Regions from separate parts of the Homo sapiens genome. Here regions 2, 3, 4 and 5 are each linked to region 1. The links are chromatin contacts, found by Hi-C or POLR2A ChIA-PET in ENCODE. All regions are on one chromosome and are shown on one strand. Each heading gives the region's core, a stretch centred on a gene start or an enhancer-like site at or near the end of the contact. The rest is flanking DNA. Distances are from core to core; before and after follow the strand shown. Region 1 holds the start of GADD45B (growth arrest and DNA damage inducible beta). Region 2 holds the start of MKNK2 (MAPK interacting serine/threonine kinase 2). Region 3 holds the start of ZNF57 (zinc finger protein 57). Region 4 holds the start of ZNF555 (zinc finger protein 555). Region 5 holds the start of ZNF554 (zinc finger protein 554).

Region 1 (2,723 bases), core at 1-2,500:
CTGCCCACGGGACATGCCAAACGTGGCTGAGCGCTGAGCTGTGCAGGACCAGTCAGCCCGACTTTGTTGACAAACACCGGCCCAGGTGCCCGGGCGTGGCGGGGCAGGGCAGAGGCCCGACTCACCGTGACCAGGAGACAATGCAGGTCTCGGGCCTCGGTGGTGCCCTGGGTCTCGGCCGGCTCTCCCAGGAGCTGCGCCAGGCGCTGCATGCCCGACACCCGCACGATGTTGATGTCGTTGTCACAGCAGAAGGACTGGATGAGCGTGAAGTGGATTTGCAGGGCGATGTCATCCTCCTCCTCCTCGTCAATGGCCAAGAGGCAGAGGACCACGCTGTCTGGGTCCCTGAGGGGGCCAAAGGGTAGGGATGGGTCAGCCGGGGACAGGGGAGGGGCCACCGTGCAGGGGGAGTTTGCAAAAAAGGAGCGTGCAAGAGCAAAAGAGAAACTGCAAGGGTGCAGGGGATTGCCTCTGCAAGCTGGTGACGGTGGGGGGAGGGGAGGGCACACGGTTCAAAGTATGGGGTAGGGGGAGACAGGCCCACGGCGGGAGGGGTGTTTGCAGACGATACATCAGGATACGGCAGCCCCCGATCCACAAAACGGCAGAGAAGCTCTGCATCCACAGCGGGGGGCACTTGGGGAAGTCCCAGCTCCATGCAAGACAAGCGTGCGGAAAGCGTCCAGAGCGGAGGGGAGGTCCCGTCCCACCCGCGCCCAGCCCGGGAAGGGGGTCTGACTCACACATTCATCAACTTGGCCGACTCGTACACCCCCACTGTGAGGCGATCCTGGCGCTGAGCGGCCACCAAAAGCTCCTCCACCGCGGCGGTCACCGTCTGCATCCTGAGACCAGGAAAGAGGGATCAGTGACGGGCGGACCACCGGGTGCTACGTTCCGCTCCCGGCCCGGCCCAACCCGACCCATCCCGTCCCGGCTGACCTCAGGCGGCGGCAGCCCCGGCTACTTACTTCTGCGCCGCGTTGTCGCACGCCACGAGCTCTTCCAGCGTCATGTTGCAATTATAATCCACAGTGGATGCGGCTCCACGGCAGTCCCCAGGGAGAAATTGCAAAATCCGAGCCAGAGAGCCCAAAACCTTCCCACAGAGCTAGAGCGCTCGTCCAAGACCTTCGGGAAGCAGCGAAATCCTTCCAGAAAAGGCGGAAAAATATATTGCAAAGTCCTTGGCGAGGATAATCCAGGAAGTTGCGGAAACCAACGGTAGTCCGACGCTTCGGCGATCTGAGCTGGGAGCCTCCGGCACCGACTTTTATAGACTTGAACATTGGGCGTGGCCTCAGTGGAGTCATTCGCCCCTCCTATTGGTGGAAAGACAAGGGCGAGTGCAGCTAGCTCTGCGGTTGGCCGACGGAGGGGAGGGGGAGGAGCGGCGTGCGGGGGCGCCCCACGTGGGGGCGAGAACCGGGAGGAGGGCGCGCGGGGGCCGGGTAGGTGACCGCGAATGCCAGAAAAGAAAAAAAAGCAGAAGTTTTTTTCTCCTGATTTCCCGGCAGCCGAGCCGCGGTTCGGGGCGCGCGCGGGATTTCCAGCGCGCGAGGCGGCCCGGACTTTCGGGGGGGCCTGGAATCCCCTCCCGATCCGCGGAGAGTCCCGGACCGCGCCTTTCCCAAGTTCTGCTGGGGGTGGAGGGGCTGCACCGGGAAGGGGCCCCGTTTGCAGCGTGATCTCGCCCAGGTGGTGGTGAGGGCCGGAGTCTCTCCTGGCTGCGACGACCCCAGCCCCTGGGTGATTTCGCTTCTCCCGGCCTCTCTGTTCCCGTCTGAGTAATGGGTCTGCAGCGCCGGCCTCGCTGGTTTGCAGAGCATGGCATAAAATACGGCTGACAGTAAGAGCCCAATACACATCAGCTGTCACCTGGTGGTCGCGGGAGGCCTCCTCGAGGGCCCCGAAAGTGGGAGGTTGCAAAGCCCGGGGCGCTCTGGAGAAGAAAGTGGGCGCCTCCTCGCCGACCCCGCGAGTATCAGGGTGGGGTGCGCGTGGGAGGTGCAGGTGGCGCGGCCCCGCCCCCGCCGGCTGCCTGGCGTTCCAGCCTTTGCCCGTGCGGAGGCCTCCAGGCCCTGGAGAAAGCCATTGTTGAGGGGAATGGTGCAGGCTCCGGCTGCACGCCGCCACCCAGGGCCCACGTGCAAGGATGACGGCTACTTTTATTTCTCACTCCGGGGTGGGCGCTGACCTGCATTGAGTGCGTGGTGCGGACCTGGTACCCCCCACCCCTCCGGATTCATGGATGATTTAATCCAAGACCTGGGAAGCAGGGGGGATGCTTATGTGCATTATGCAAAAGGGGAAACTGAGGCTTGGTGAGGCCATAGGCTAGTTCGTGTTGGAGCCACGCGTGTGCGCCAGGCACGGCCGCCTGCAGGACTCCGCCGCCCCGGGAAGGCTGTTCAGGAGCGAGGCTGGCAGGCCCCGCATGACAACGTCTCCCACGGTCGACTGGGGGCTCCCGGGTGACTCACATCTGAGTCCCCTCCCCCGCCAGCCTGGGGTCTGGCCTCCGCCCGGCGGCTCACTTTCCCCAGTTGCCCGGCTCCCCGGCCCGCGGGTCCGGCTGACGCATCCCACCTCCTCCGCGCCGCCCACCGCTGGGGCACGAAATGTCCCGGGGCTGCGAGGCGCGGTGGCGCCATCTGGTGGCCGCGCCGAGTTTCTGCGCCCTCAGCGCCGGAAGAGAGGGACGGACGGGCGGGGCACTG
Region 2 (2,723 bases), core at 1-2,500, 420 kb after region 1:
TGTTTGTGCGTGTATGTGTTCACACGCACACACACGCACCCACATGCACAATAAGGGGGGCTGGGGGACCTGGTTTTCTGTCCCCCCATTGCCAAGAGTCAGGGCAATGCCAGGTGCTGGGCTGGGTTCTGGCTGGGAATTCCCCACAGGCTTCCCCCCAATGCCCCGGGGGTGGCTGAGGCCAGGCCTCCCAGCCCCTGTGGCCTGAGAGCTGTGGCCTTGCAGGCAGGGGCCCTCCAGCTTCAGGTCAGTGGGGCTCCAGCCCCTCTTGAGCTCAGGGCCTGGTTGGGGGATGGTGGGATGGGCTGTGCGAAGCTTCTGGAAACCCCTGCAGAAGAGGAGACCACAGTCCACCCAGCAGGGGAACCCCCACTCCTTGTGTGCCCCAGGCCCGGGGCCTGGGGAGCACTTTGAACCAGGATGCTGTGGGATGGGGGACTGGCAGCTCAGGACAGGCTGATTCTATCTAAGCCTGGTTTGGGGCCCCAGCCAAAATGGGACTGTGTTTTACTTCCTGTCCTGGCGACCATCCACCCCTTGGGCTCTTTCCCAGTGGGTCTCAGGTCCCAGTTCTCCCTGAAATGCTATTCGAGGACAGAGGAAGGGTCCTTCACAGACCTCGGTCCCCACCCTCTACTCTGGTTCCTGCCAACCACAAAGCAAACTCGGGGAGCTCAGTGCTCCCCAGGCAGGGTGGCCCAGGGGAAGAAGAAAGTAGGTGGCGGTGGCTGGTCCCCCAGCACTAGAAGGGAGTGGCTGGGACTCCAAGCGTGCTGGTGGTGCACGAGGGGGACTGCTGGAGCCAGCACTGGAGAACTGCAAGAGGGAGCCATGGCAGGTTCTAGAGCGAGGGCATGAACCAAGGGAGTCGGGGTATACTAGGCCTGGGTTGACAGGCCAAGGGAGTTGCCCTGTGTGGGGCCAGGCGGTAGGACACGGCCCAGGGCCTCGCAGGTCCCACGGGCCCCGCGAGCCTCAGGCGGCAAAAACAGGCCAGCTCCGGGCGCGCCGCAGGGTCGCTGCCTAGGTTCCGCACCGAGACCCCCGTGCGCCGCACTGCGCAGGCGTGCGCTAGCCGTTTCGGACACGCCCCACCGCCGGAGCGCGCAGCCGCACTGGGTTCCCGGAGAGCGCCCTCTTCTGGCTCCGCCCACGTCGTGCGCAGGGGGTGAGGCCGGGCGGAGCCTGCGTCGGGGGCGGGGCCAGAGCAGGTCCGGGCCTATAAAGGTGGCGGCGGCGGCGACGCGCCCGGCTCCTCTCAGCGGCGGTGGCCCAGGTAGAGGGGTCCGCGCTGGCGGCGGCGGCGGCGCTGTTCCCCGCGCGGTCCGCGGAGCGGGGTCCGGGCTGCGCGACGTGGGGCGGCGGCGGCACTGCGGCCCCGGCCCAAGCCCGACCCCGGTGAGTGCGAACCCCAGGGCGGCCCCGAGGACACCGACCCGGTAGCGGGAAACGGGCCCCGCGGAGCCCTCGCCGCCCCCGCCCGGTCCGCGCTCCTGGCAGGCCGGGCTCCGCTCACCGCCCTCCCTTTGTCTGCTCCCGCCCGCAGGGTCCCCTCCTCGGCCGCCCCCCGCCCGGCCGCCCGCCCTCGGGCCTCCCCCCGGGCCCTCGGTCCCCTCCCCCGCTGGCGGGGCCCGGACAGAAGATGGTGCAGAAGAAACCAGCCGAACTTCAGGGTTTCCACCGTTCGTTCAAGGTGAGGCCCGGGGTCGGTTTGGGGGCGCTCCGGGCTGGACCACCGGAATGGCCGGCGTGGGGGGCGCGGGGCCCGCCCCTAAGATCGGCTCCCGGGGCTCGTGCCTGGCCCCCGCCCTACACCCGGGGCTGCCCGGGCCGGCCGTGCGCTGAAGCGGGGTCGGTGTGCGAGGATGGGGGTTCAGCAGGCCACAGTCCTCTCTCCAGCCATGGCCGCCGGGTCCTTCCTCCAGGACCCCCAAGTGAGGCTGGGAGCAGGAGCCCCCTCCGGGTCAGGGCACCAGGCTGTGTGTCCCCTGCAAGCCCCCGCCGGGTATGTTCTGGGGGGTCAGCAGGCTGCAGTCCTGTCCCAGTCGCTGCATGTGGCTTATGGGGGGTGTCCCCTGCAAGCTCCAGCTGGTTGTGCCCTGGTGGGGACGGGTCAGCGGGCCACAGTCCCATTCCCACCTCCATGTGGCTTCTGGGGACTTTCTTTCAGAATCCCCAGGCCGGGCTGGTCAGGTGCACCCACCCCCAGGGGGCCTGTGCCGTGGGGGAGGGGATGGGATGTCCCCTCAGCCCTGCACTTCGCAGACACCCCAGGCCCAAGTGCTGTTTCCTGTCGGAGCGGGAAGTTTCTGCGCAGCCCGGGTGGTGACTGCTGTTGAGTGCTGGTTTCAGATGAGCAAATCTTGGGGGGGAAGGGGAGGGCAGGTGCTGGGCAGGGGCCCCGCAGGACCTGGCCCAGGGGACGCAGTGATGTCAGCCGGCCCGCCCCACCCCTCAGGCCGGGGTTATGTAATCGCTTCACTGGGCTTCCTTGGGCAGGGACCTGTTGCCCGGTAGGGAAGGCAGGACTGGAGAGAGGAAGAGAGAGTGTGAGTGTATGTGTGTGTGTTTGTGTGTGTGTGTGTCTCTGTCTTGTGTGTACACACAACGCGGTGCTCCAGGGTGGGAGGAGCAAAGAGAGACTGGGAAGAATTCCCAGGTCTGTCCAGCCAGTGCCCCAGGGCAGCACTCCACCCCTGCCACCCCTGCCCAGTTTTCCCCTA
Region 3 (2,723 bases), core at 161-2,660, 420 kb before region 1:
CCAAACAGGAGAACAGTACAGTACATTTACTGACACCGGCTGCCCGAATAAAGCTTTCACAGCATTAGTGATACCCTGCAACAAAACCCCCAGGGCAGCTAACTCCCACCGCTGAGGTCGTCCCCCAAACTGCCTCTGACCCCCAGGCCGTCCCTTGCCATCCCCCCAAGCTGTCCCCTGTAAGGTTCTCTGAGCTGGCCGCACCATGGTCAAGCCCCCCGCCCTTGTGATAATGTACTTTGTGATATTCCCCCGCCCTTGTGAATGTACTTTGTACGATACGTCCTCCTCGCCCTTGTGAATGTACCCCGCCCTTGTGACAATACACGCTCGCGCCCTTGTGAAGGTACTTTGTAATATTCCTCCCAGCCCTTGTGACAATACATCCCCCAAGCCCTTGTGAATGTACTTTGAAACATCGTCGCCGCCCTTGAGAATGTACTTTGTAACACCCACCAACTGTCCTCAAAAAAACTGCTCCTAACTCCGATGCCTGTCCCAAACCTATAAGGACTAATGATTGCCGGGCGCGGTGGCTCACGCCTGTAATCCCAGCACTTTGGGAGGCCGAGGCGGGCGGATCACAAGGTCAAGAGATCGAGACCATTCTGGCCAACATGGTGAAACCCTGTCTCTACTAAAAACAAAAATTAGCCGGGCGTGAGGGCGGGCGCCTGTAATCTCAGCTACTCCGGAGGCTGAGGCAGGAGAATCGCTTGAACCCGGGAGGCGGAAGTTGCAGTGAGCCGAGATCACGCCACTGCACTCCAGCCTGGCGACAGAGCGGGACTCCGTCCCAAAAATAAAAAAAATAAAAAAATAAAACCAATAATAATCCCATCACCCTTTGCTGAGTCCTTTCTCAGACTCAGCCCACTTGCACCCAAGTGAGTAAACAGCCTTGTGGCTCACACTAAGCCTGCTCAGGTGACCTCTTATACGGACACGCGTAACATCCCCAACCTGCTGACCGTCCCTTGCCGTCCCCCCAAACTGGTCCCTGACCCCTGACCGCCCCTACCGTCCCCCCAAACTACCTCCAGCCCCCCTCCTGCCCAGGCCTCCCCCTAAGTTACCCCCAAGCTCCTTGCCGCCCCTTCCGTCCCCCCAAACTGCCCCCAGTCCTCCAGCCCGGCCGCTGTGATGGCGTCCCCGGGTCCCAGGTGCTAGTCCTGCGCCGCCCCGCGCGTCCCTCAGCCAATCCCGGCCGCAGACTTCGGCGGACTCTGGTTCCAGCCGGTTCCCGTCGCTCCGACCGTCCCCTGGCTCTGCTCCTGCCTCGCACTCACCATGTCTCCCCTGCTCCTGGGCTCTCCAAGGCGAGCTCTCCGTGGCCTCGCGGCCGGCGCAGCTGAAAGGTACAGGTACTCCCGGGCCGCTCGTGGTAGGCAGGGCACGCGCGGCAGGGAGGACGAAACGTCCCGCCCTCGGGGCCTCGGAGCTCAGGAAGCGGCGCCCTGATTGGACAATCTCTAAGCCCCCGCCCTTTCAACGCTCTGAGCGGACAGCGTTTTGGACACGCCCCCTTCACCCCTGGGGCCTTCGATTGGACACTACTGCAAACCTGCAATCCGCTTCCCGGTGTCCGCCCCGTGCCTTGATTGGACAGTTTTCCGGACCCGCCCCCGGAGCACCTGATTGGAAGATAACTTCCGCGCCGCCCCGCCTCCTGTCGCCCGAGTGACCGGCGCGTAGCCAACGCTAGTGGCTGACCCGCCAGCGGTGGACACTCCCGTTTGCGCGAACTCGCTCTGGCCCGGGGTGAGCCCAACCTCTCCCCGCAGCTCGGCCGCGCCTCCCGCGTCCTTCTCCCGAACGGGCACGAGAAGTCCAGACTCAGTTTCCCCACGGAGCAGCCGGAGTGCTGCGTGGAGGGGAGGGGCGAGCGAGCGGCGTGGGTCGCGTGGGGTGAGCCCTTCGTGGGGCGGGGTCCTCAGCCGTGACGTCACCGCGCTGCCCCGCGTGGGCGCGGACCCCATGGAGGCCCTGCCCCGTGCTGGAGCACGTGCTGTCAGTGTCCTGATTTTTTTTTTTTTTTTTTTTTTTTTTTTTGAGGTGGAGTCTCGCTCTGTCGCCCAGGCTGGAGTGCAGTGGCGCCATCTCGGCTCACTGCAAGCTCCGCCTCCCGGGTTCAGGCCATTCTCCTACCTCAGCCTCCCGAGTAGCTGGGACACAGGCACCCGCCACCACGCCGGCTAATTTTTTTGTATTTTTAGTAGAGACGAGGTTTCACCGTGTTAGCCAGGATGGTCTCGATCTCCTGACCTCGTGATCGGCCCGCCTCGGCCTCCCAAAGTGCTGGGATTACAGGCGTGAGCCACCGCGCACGGCCAGTGTCCTGATTTTTTTACCCAAACGTTTCCCAGCCTCCTGTCCTTCCCACAGGCCCCTGCACTTTGGCTCGCCCCCGACATCTGAGCCTGCACTAAAATAAGGACCAAACCTCGAGTCACCTGATCCCGAAAATGGGCGGACCCCAGGGAGCCCCTATCCTGTCTGGCCTCGCTGGATTTGTTTTTTTGTTGGACATTGTTTTTTGTTTTATTTATTTTTTTATTTTGAGACGGAGTCTCACACTGTCGCCCCGGCTGGAGTGCAGTGGCGTGATCTCGGCTCACTGCAACCTCCGCCTTCAGGGTTAAAGCGATTCTCCTGCCTCAGCCTCCCGAGTAGCTGAGATTACAGGCGCCTGCCACCACGTCCGGCTAATTTTTGTATTTTTA
Region 4 (2,723 bases), core at 77-2,576, 370 kb before region 1:
ACAGTGCTGGGATGACAGGCTTGAGCCACCGCGCCCGGCCTGGAAATATTTTATCTTCCAACTTCTACTAATTAAATGTACGTTTCACTTCCTAAAAACTGCTGACTCGAAAAAAGGAAAATCTTTTCACAGTGACAAACCCAGGGAGGGGTCAAGTCTGGCCAGGCTACCACGACGGACGCCCTCCCACCCCCAACTCAGGTGTTGCCTCAGCAAGGAATCCCATTGCTAGTACTCAAAACAGAACTGAGAAACGTCTTCAAATCCACACTTTCTAGGGAACCGTGAAAGAATATATTTCCGTGGTTTTAGCCCCCTCGTTTGCAGTCAGTTGCTACAGCAGTCCGAGGACACTAATGCACCAGCCTCCCGGGCGTCCCCGCTGTGGGTCTGCGTGCGTTTGCTTTTGGGGTCCTCGCTCTCCCTTGTTTCTCTAGTCTTTTCAGTTACTTTTCTTCCTTGTGTGTGAGAGCCCAGGGACCAGGAACCCTTGTTTTTTTTCCCCTTACCTACCCCAGGCATCTTGGGGTCAGAGGGGACAAGAAGTCCTCAAGAAGGAAAACCGGGACTCAGGGGAGGAAACCTCGCACGCCCCAGGGGCTGCCTTTGCAGGTGGGGGCGTCTCCGCCCCCGCCGAGGCCCCACCGCTCCCGGGCTGTCCCGGGAGGAACCCAGGGTCCCCCAGAGACCGCGGCCGGAGGCGCGGGGCCTCCAAGGAGCTGAGCCGCGGGAGCGCGAGCGGAGGCGGCACCGACCAGGGACCCGCACCCCAGGAGGCACCGCGGCGTCGGCCCCAGGGCGGGTCCCGGGGGAGCCTGGACCGCACCTCGGGGTCTCGGGCGACTCTGCCTCCCGCGGCCCGGGGGTCCCGAAGCCGCAGCGAAACGCTCCGAGGCGTCGCGGCCCCGGGCGGGGCGTGGGGGGTCGGGAGCGCAGGGACGCGGGGACCCCGGGACGACGGGGACGGAGTCGGGCTCCGGGCGCCGCTCCCCGCTCTGCAGCCTTGGGGCCAGAGGCGGGCGGGGACCCGGAGCTCGGAGCGCCCTAGCCGCGACCTCAGCGCGGGAGGCGGGGCCGGGCGGGACCCCCGGGGCCCAGGCTCCCGTCCTGCGCCGCCCTCGCCGGGGCCGCCCCCCGCGTCCCTCAGCTCCCCCCAAGCCGCGGTCTCGGGCGGTCGCCGGTTCCTGCTGCCCCGCACCGGGATCCTCTCCTGCGCCACACTCACCATGTCCCGGGGCGATTTCTTCGCTACCGGCGCAGGTGAGCGCGACAGGAACCGGGACGCCAGGGACCGCTAGGGGCAGGCGGGGCACTCACGGCTAGGACAGAGGCGTCCCGTCCCAGGGGCCTGATTAGACAGAGCTCGGGAAGCCGCGCTTCTGATTGGACAGTGCTGCCAACGTCGGCGACTCTGATTGGAGAATTCCCCAGTCCGTCCCCTGGCGCTGTAAATTGGGCAGTTCCCCGGATTCCGATTGGGCGTCCCTCATTGGATACTTGTCTCGGCCCCGCCCCCGCCCGTCCTGACTGGGTAGTTCCCTAGGGCCCACCCCCTGCCGGTGAGTGACGGGAGCGTTGCGAACACGCGTGGCTGTCCCGCCCTGCGGGGACACTGGCTTCTGGGCGAACTGGTTTCAGCCCGGGGCGGAATCGCCCTCTCCCCGCAGTTCGGGCGCCCCGCCCGCGTCCTCCTCCGGGACGGGCGTGGGAACTCCAGACTAGTTTCCTCACGAGGCGACCCCTTGTCCGGACAGGAGGTGGATGCAAGCGGGCGGCCCGGGCCTGGCAGGGCGAACGGGGGCTGGGCGCCGGGTCCGAAGGGCCGAGACCTACGTGGGGGCGGGACCCGCAGACGTGACGTCATCGCGCTGCGGGCGACATGGAGACCCCGCCCAGGGGGCTGCGAATCCGGAGACCCGGTCTGGGGGAGGCCGAACCCAAAGCCTGGCAGGGGGCAGGAGCTTTGCTCAAATCAACCAGAAGATATGAGATGTTCATTAAAACCCTCACATTTGGCTGGGCGCAGTGGCTCACGCCTGTAATCCCAGCACTTTGGGAGACCGAGGTGGACGGATCATCTGAGTTCAGGAGTTTGAGACCATCGTGGCCAATATGGTGAAACCCTTTCTCTACTAAAAATACAGAAATCAGCCCGGCGTGGTGCCGGGCGCCTGTAATCTCAGCTACTGGGGATGCTGGGGCAGGAGAATTGCTTGAACCCGAGAGGTGGAGGTTGTAGTGACCCGAGATCGCCCCACTGCAGTCTAGCCTGGGCGACAGAGTGAGACTCCATATTAAAAAACAAAAAAACTCTCAAGTTCATATTTTAAACTCTAAGGAAAATGTTTTCAGATCATTTTTTTAAGTACATCCCCCCAAAATTTGGAAGATTGAAAAGCTGGCCGGGCGCTGTGGCTCACGCCTGTAATCCCAGCACTTTGGGAGGCCGAGGCGGGCGGATCACCTGAGGTCAGGAGTTCAAGACCAGCCTGCCCAACATGGCAAAACCCTGTCTCTACTAAAAATACAAAATTAGCCGGGCGTGGTGGCGCGCACCTGTAATCCCAGCTAGGGAGGCTGAGGCAAGAGAATCGCTTGAGGCCGGGCACGGTGGCTCACGCCTGTAATCCCAGCACTTTGGGAGGCCGAGGCGGGCGGATCACGAGGTCAGGAGATCGAGACCATCCTGGCTAACACGGTGAAACCCCGTCTCTACTAAAAAA
Region 5 (2,723 bases), core at 109-2,608, 340 kb before region 1:
AATCCCAGCTACTTGGGAGGCTGAGGCAGGAGAATCACTTGAACCCACGAGGTGGATGCAGTGAGCCGAGATCGTGCAACTGCACTCCAGCCTGGGCAATAGGGCGAGACTGTCTCAAGAAAAAAAAAAGAAGAAGAAAAAGAAACCAACCTGTTTGGGTAGGGGAGAGTTCAGGGAGGTTGGGGTTGCTAGAGCAGCAGAAAGGTCAGCTGCCTCCCTCATTCCTCAACATGGGTGGTGGGTATAAACAGAATAGACCCTTGCAGCTGCGCGGTGGCTCACGCCTGTAATCCCAGCACTTTGGGAGGCTGAGGCGGGTGGATCACCTGAGGTGGGAGTTCGAGACCAGCCTGGCCAACATGGTGAAACCCCGTCTCTACTAAAAATGCAAAAATTAGCCGGGCGTGGTGGCATACGCCTGTAATCCCAGCTACTTGGGAGGCTGAGGCAGGACAATGGCTTGAACCCGGGAGGCGGAGGTTGCAGTGAGCCGAGATCATGCCATTGCACTCCAGACTCCGTCTCAAAAAAAAAAAAAAAAGGACCCTTGCTGTCTTATCACCAGGACAGCGGTGCTAACGTATAAGTGAGGTCTCTCCCTCAGGGCGCTGTGGACACTGGAGCCTGGGTCATTCTCTGGGCTGGGCAGGGTGCTGAGTTGCATCCCTGGCCTCCACCTACTCCATGCCAGGAACTGCCCCCAGTTATGACAACCACAGACGTCCCCAGACATCGCCCGGTGTCCCCTGGAGGGCAGGACCGCCCCTCGCTCAGACCCTCTGATGTGGCCTCACTGCAGTGCGAGCGTGGCAGCCCCTCTCTGCCTTTAGGGTAGAGTCAATGCGTCTTCTCCCTCTCCTTGCAGGCTGGGCCTCGGAAAGCTTATGCGTCTCTCACCCAGGGGCGTTTTCACAGGGCAAGGGCAGACCGTGCCATCCTGGGCGTTGGGGCCCTGGGCGAGCTGCCGGCTCCCGACCCTCCCGTGGGGACCCTATCGCGACAGGGTCATGCCCCGGCCACCCGGCCCCGCCAGACCCAGCCCCACCAGAGCCCCGGCAGGCCCGGCACGGAGGTCGCGGCGCGGGAGGCGGCGGCACTTACGGCTGAGCTGCCGGGAGCCGCGCGCGCCGGCCCAGGTGGGCGCAGGTGACCATCGGGGCGCGCGCTGAGGCGCCAGACAGGGCCCCCGAGGCGGGAGCGCCCCGTGCAGGCCGGCCGGCCTCCCCTGCGTGTCCCTGGGACGCCTCCTCCGCTCGGCTCCTCGGCGCTCGGAGCGGACGCCCCCCGCAGGCGCCCCTCAGGAACTCGCCGCAGCCGCCGCCACCAACCCCGACGCGCGCAGAGGTAAACTCGGCACTGCGCCTGCGCACCCCGAACCTGCGAACTACAAGTCCCAGCAGGCCCCGCAGCGCGGCGCTGGGCTCCTGACTCTCCAACCTGGGTCACAGCGCCGCCTCCGGGCGGGCGGCGTCTCCGCAGGACCACGATGCCCCTGCGGCTGTTGGATCCACCCCGTGTGGTTCGCTGGAGTCCCCGGGTGTTGTGGGGTTCGCGGAGCCAATCCTCAAATCCCAGCTCCGTCGTTTCCCGGCGGCTTGCCATTGGATATTAATAACTACTATTATTTATTAAGCAAGTTATATAAACGTATAATGTATTACATACTTATTAAAATGATTGCTTAAGTAATTGTTGTTTGTTTTTGAGACTGAGTTTCGCTCTTGTCGCCCAGGCTGGAGTGCAATGGCATGATCTCAGGTCACTGAAACCTCCGCCCCCTCGGGTTCAAGCGATTATCCTGCCTCAGTCTCCCAAGTAGCTGGGATTACGGGCGTGCACAACCACACTCGGCTAATTTTTTATATTTTTGGTAGCGACGCGGTTTCACCATGTTGGCCAGGCTGGTCTCGAACTCCTGACTTCCAGTGATCTGCCCGCCTTGGCCTCCCAAAGTGCTGGGATTACAGGCGTGAGCCACCACGCCCAGCCAAATTAAATTATTGTTTAAATATTTATTTAATATTCTACTGATTGTTATTTATGAGAAATTAAAATAGTAAAACTACTATAATTAATATACTGTTGTAGGATACAACAAATTCCTCTTCAAAGGTTTTAGCCTGTAAATTGTTAAGTACAATCAGTTATGAGCTCCTCTCCAAAGAACCAATGTTTCCGTATATTCAGCTCCCCTGTTCTTTTTTTTTTTTTTTTTGAGATGGAGTCTCGCTCTGTCGCCCAGGCTGGAGTGCAGCGGCGCGATCTCGGCTCACTGCAAGCTCCGCCTCCCAGGTTCACGCCATTCTCCTGCCTCAGCCTCCCAAGCAGCTGGGACCACAGGCGCCCGCCACCACGCCCGGCTAATTTTTTTGTATTTTTAGTAGAGACGGAGTTTCACCGTGTTAGCCAGGATGGTCTCGATCTCCTGACCTCGTGATCCGCCTGCCTCAGCCTCCCAAAGTGCTGGGATTACAGGCGTGAGCCACCGCGCCCGGCCACCTATTCTTTGTTCTTCATTTTAAACTTTAACTTCCTCGTTCTTTTCGTTTCCTTGCCCCTAGTTTCAGTAAACAACCCCTCCTAGCCCCTATCACCTGCTCTGACCTTAGTCACCCTTGGTCACCTGCTCTGACCTTAGTCATCCTTGGTCACCTGCTCTGACCTTAGTCATCCTTGTCACCTGCTCTGACCTTAGTCATCCTTGGTCACCTGCTCTGACCTTA

Evidence for each region. Hi-C counts contacts between places; a loop is a spot of excess contacts on that map. ChIA-PET counts read pairs that join two places held with the same protein, here RNA polymerase II (POLR2A). Pooled maps may share reads with other maps.
Region 2: a loop to region 1 is called in a pooled map, with 5 times the contacts of the local background. The contact joins the promoter of MKNK2 here to the promoter of GADD45B in region 1. A Hi-C loop is called at or near these places in 9 of 50 pooled maps. POLR2A ChIA-PET finds 5 or more read pairs at or near these places in 6 of 52 experiments (A673, AG04450, GM12878 and 3 more).
Region 3: a loop to region 1 is called in a pooled map, with 7 times the contacts of the local background. The contact joins the promoter of ZNF57 here to the promoter of GADD45B in region 1. A Hi-C loop is called at or near these places in 8 of 50 pooled maps. POLR2A ChIA-PET finds 5 or more read pairs at or near these places in 8 of 52 experiments (A549, GM10248, H1 and 5 more).
Region 4: a pooled map shows a loop between it and region 1 (16-fold over the local background). The contact joins the promoter of ZNF555 here to the promoter of GADD45B in region 1. A Hi-C loop is called at or near these places in 2 of 37 single-sample maps with no recorded cell type and 9 of 50 pooled maps. POLR2A ChIA-PET finds 5 or more read pairs at or near these places in 7 of 52 experiments (AG04450, CD4-positive, alpha-beta T cell, HepG2 and 4 more).
Region 5: a loop to region 1 is called in a pooled map, with 5 times the contacts of the local background. The contact joins the promoter of ZNF554 here to the promoter of GADD45B in region 1. A Hi-C loop is called at or near these places in 3 of 50 pooled maps. POLR2A ChIA-PET finds 5 or more read pairs at or near these places in 3 of 52 experiments (Caco-2, GM10248 and K562).

The regions. Positions count from the first base shown.
Region 1 is chr19:2,474,654-2,477,376 of GRCh38, reverse strand. GADD45B (growth arrest and DNA damage inducible beta) reads right to left here and starts at 1,250. Exons shown (of 4, transcript NM_015675.4): 1 at 975-1,250; 2 at 747-848; 3 at 126-348. The coding sequence starts at 1,018. RefSeq lists enhancers at 1-9, 80-239, 250-359, 1-590, 520-609 and 2 more and silencers at 1,990-2,099, 2,470-2,609.
Region 2 is chr19:2,049,771-2,052,493 of GRCh38, reverse strand. MKNK2 (MAPK interacting serine/threonine kinase 2) reads left to right here and starts at 1,250. Exons shown (of 14, transcript NM_199054.3): 1 at 1,250-1,398; 2 at 1,547-1,693. The coding sequence starts at 1,643. RefSeq lists silencers at 1,076-1,615, 2,346-2,535 and enhancers at 2,106-2,165, 2,342-2,723.
Region 3 is chr19:2,899,615-2,902,337 of GRCh38, reverse strand. It overlaps ZNF57 (zinc finger protein 57), which reads right to left and starts at 1,410. Exons shown (of 4, transcript NM_173480.3): 1 at 1,290-1,410. The coding sequence starts at 1,292. RefSeq lists enhancers at 1,213-1,362, 1,222-1,793 and a silencer at 1,973-2,022.
Region 4 is chr19:2,840,078-2,842,800 of GRCh38, reverse strand. ZNF555 (zinc finger protein 555) reads right to left here and starts at 1,326. Exons shown (of 4, transcript NM_152791.5): 1 at 1,226-1,326. The coding sequence starts at 1,228. RefSeq lists silencers at 946-995, 1,036-1,335, 1,556-1,745, 1,756-1,865.
Region 5 is chr19:2,818,503-2,821,225 of GRCh38, reverse strand. ZNF554 (zinc finger protein 554) reads right to left here and starts at 1,358. Exons shown (of 5, transcript NM_001102651.2): 1 at 1,102-1,358. The coding sequence starts at 1,154. RefSeq lists an enhancer at 254-947 and a silencer at 880-1,319.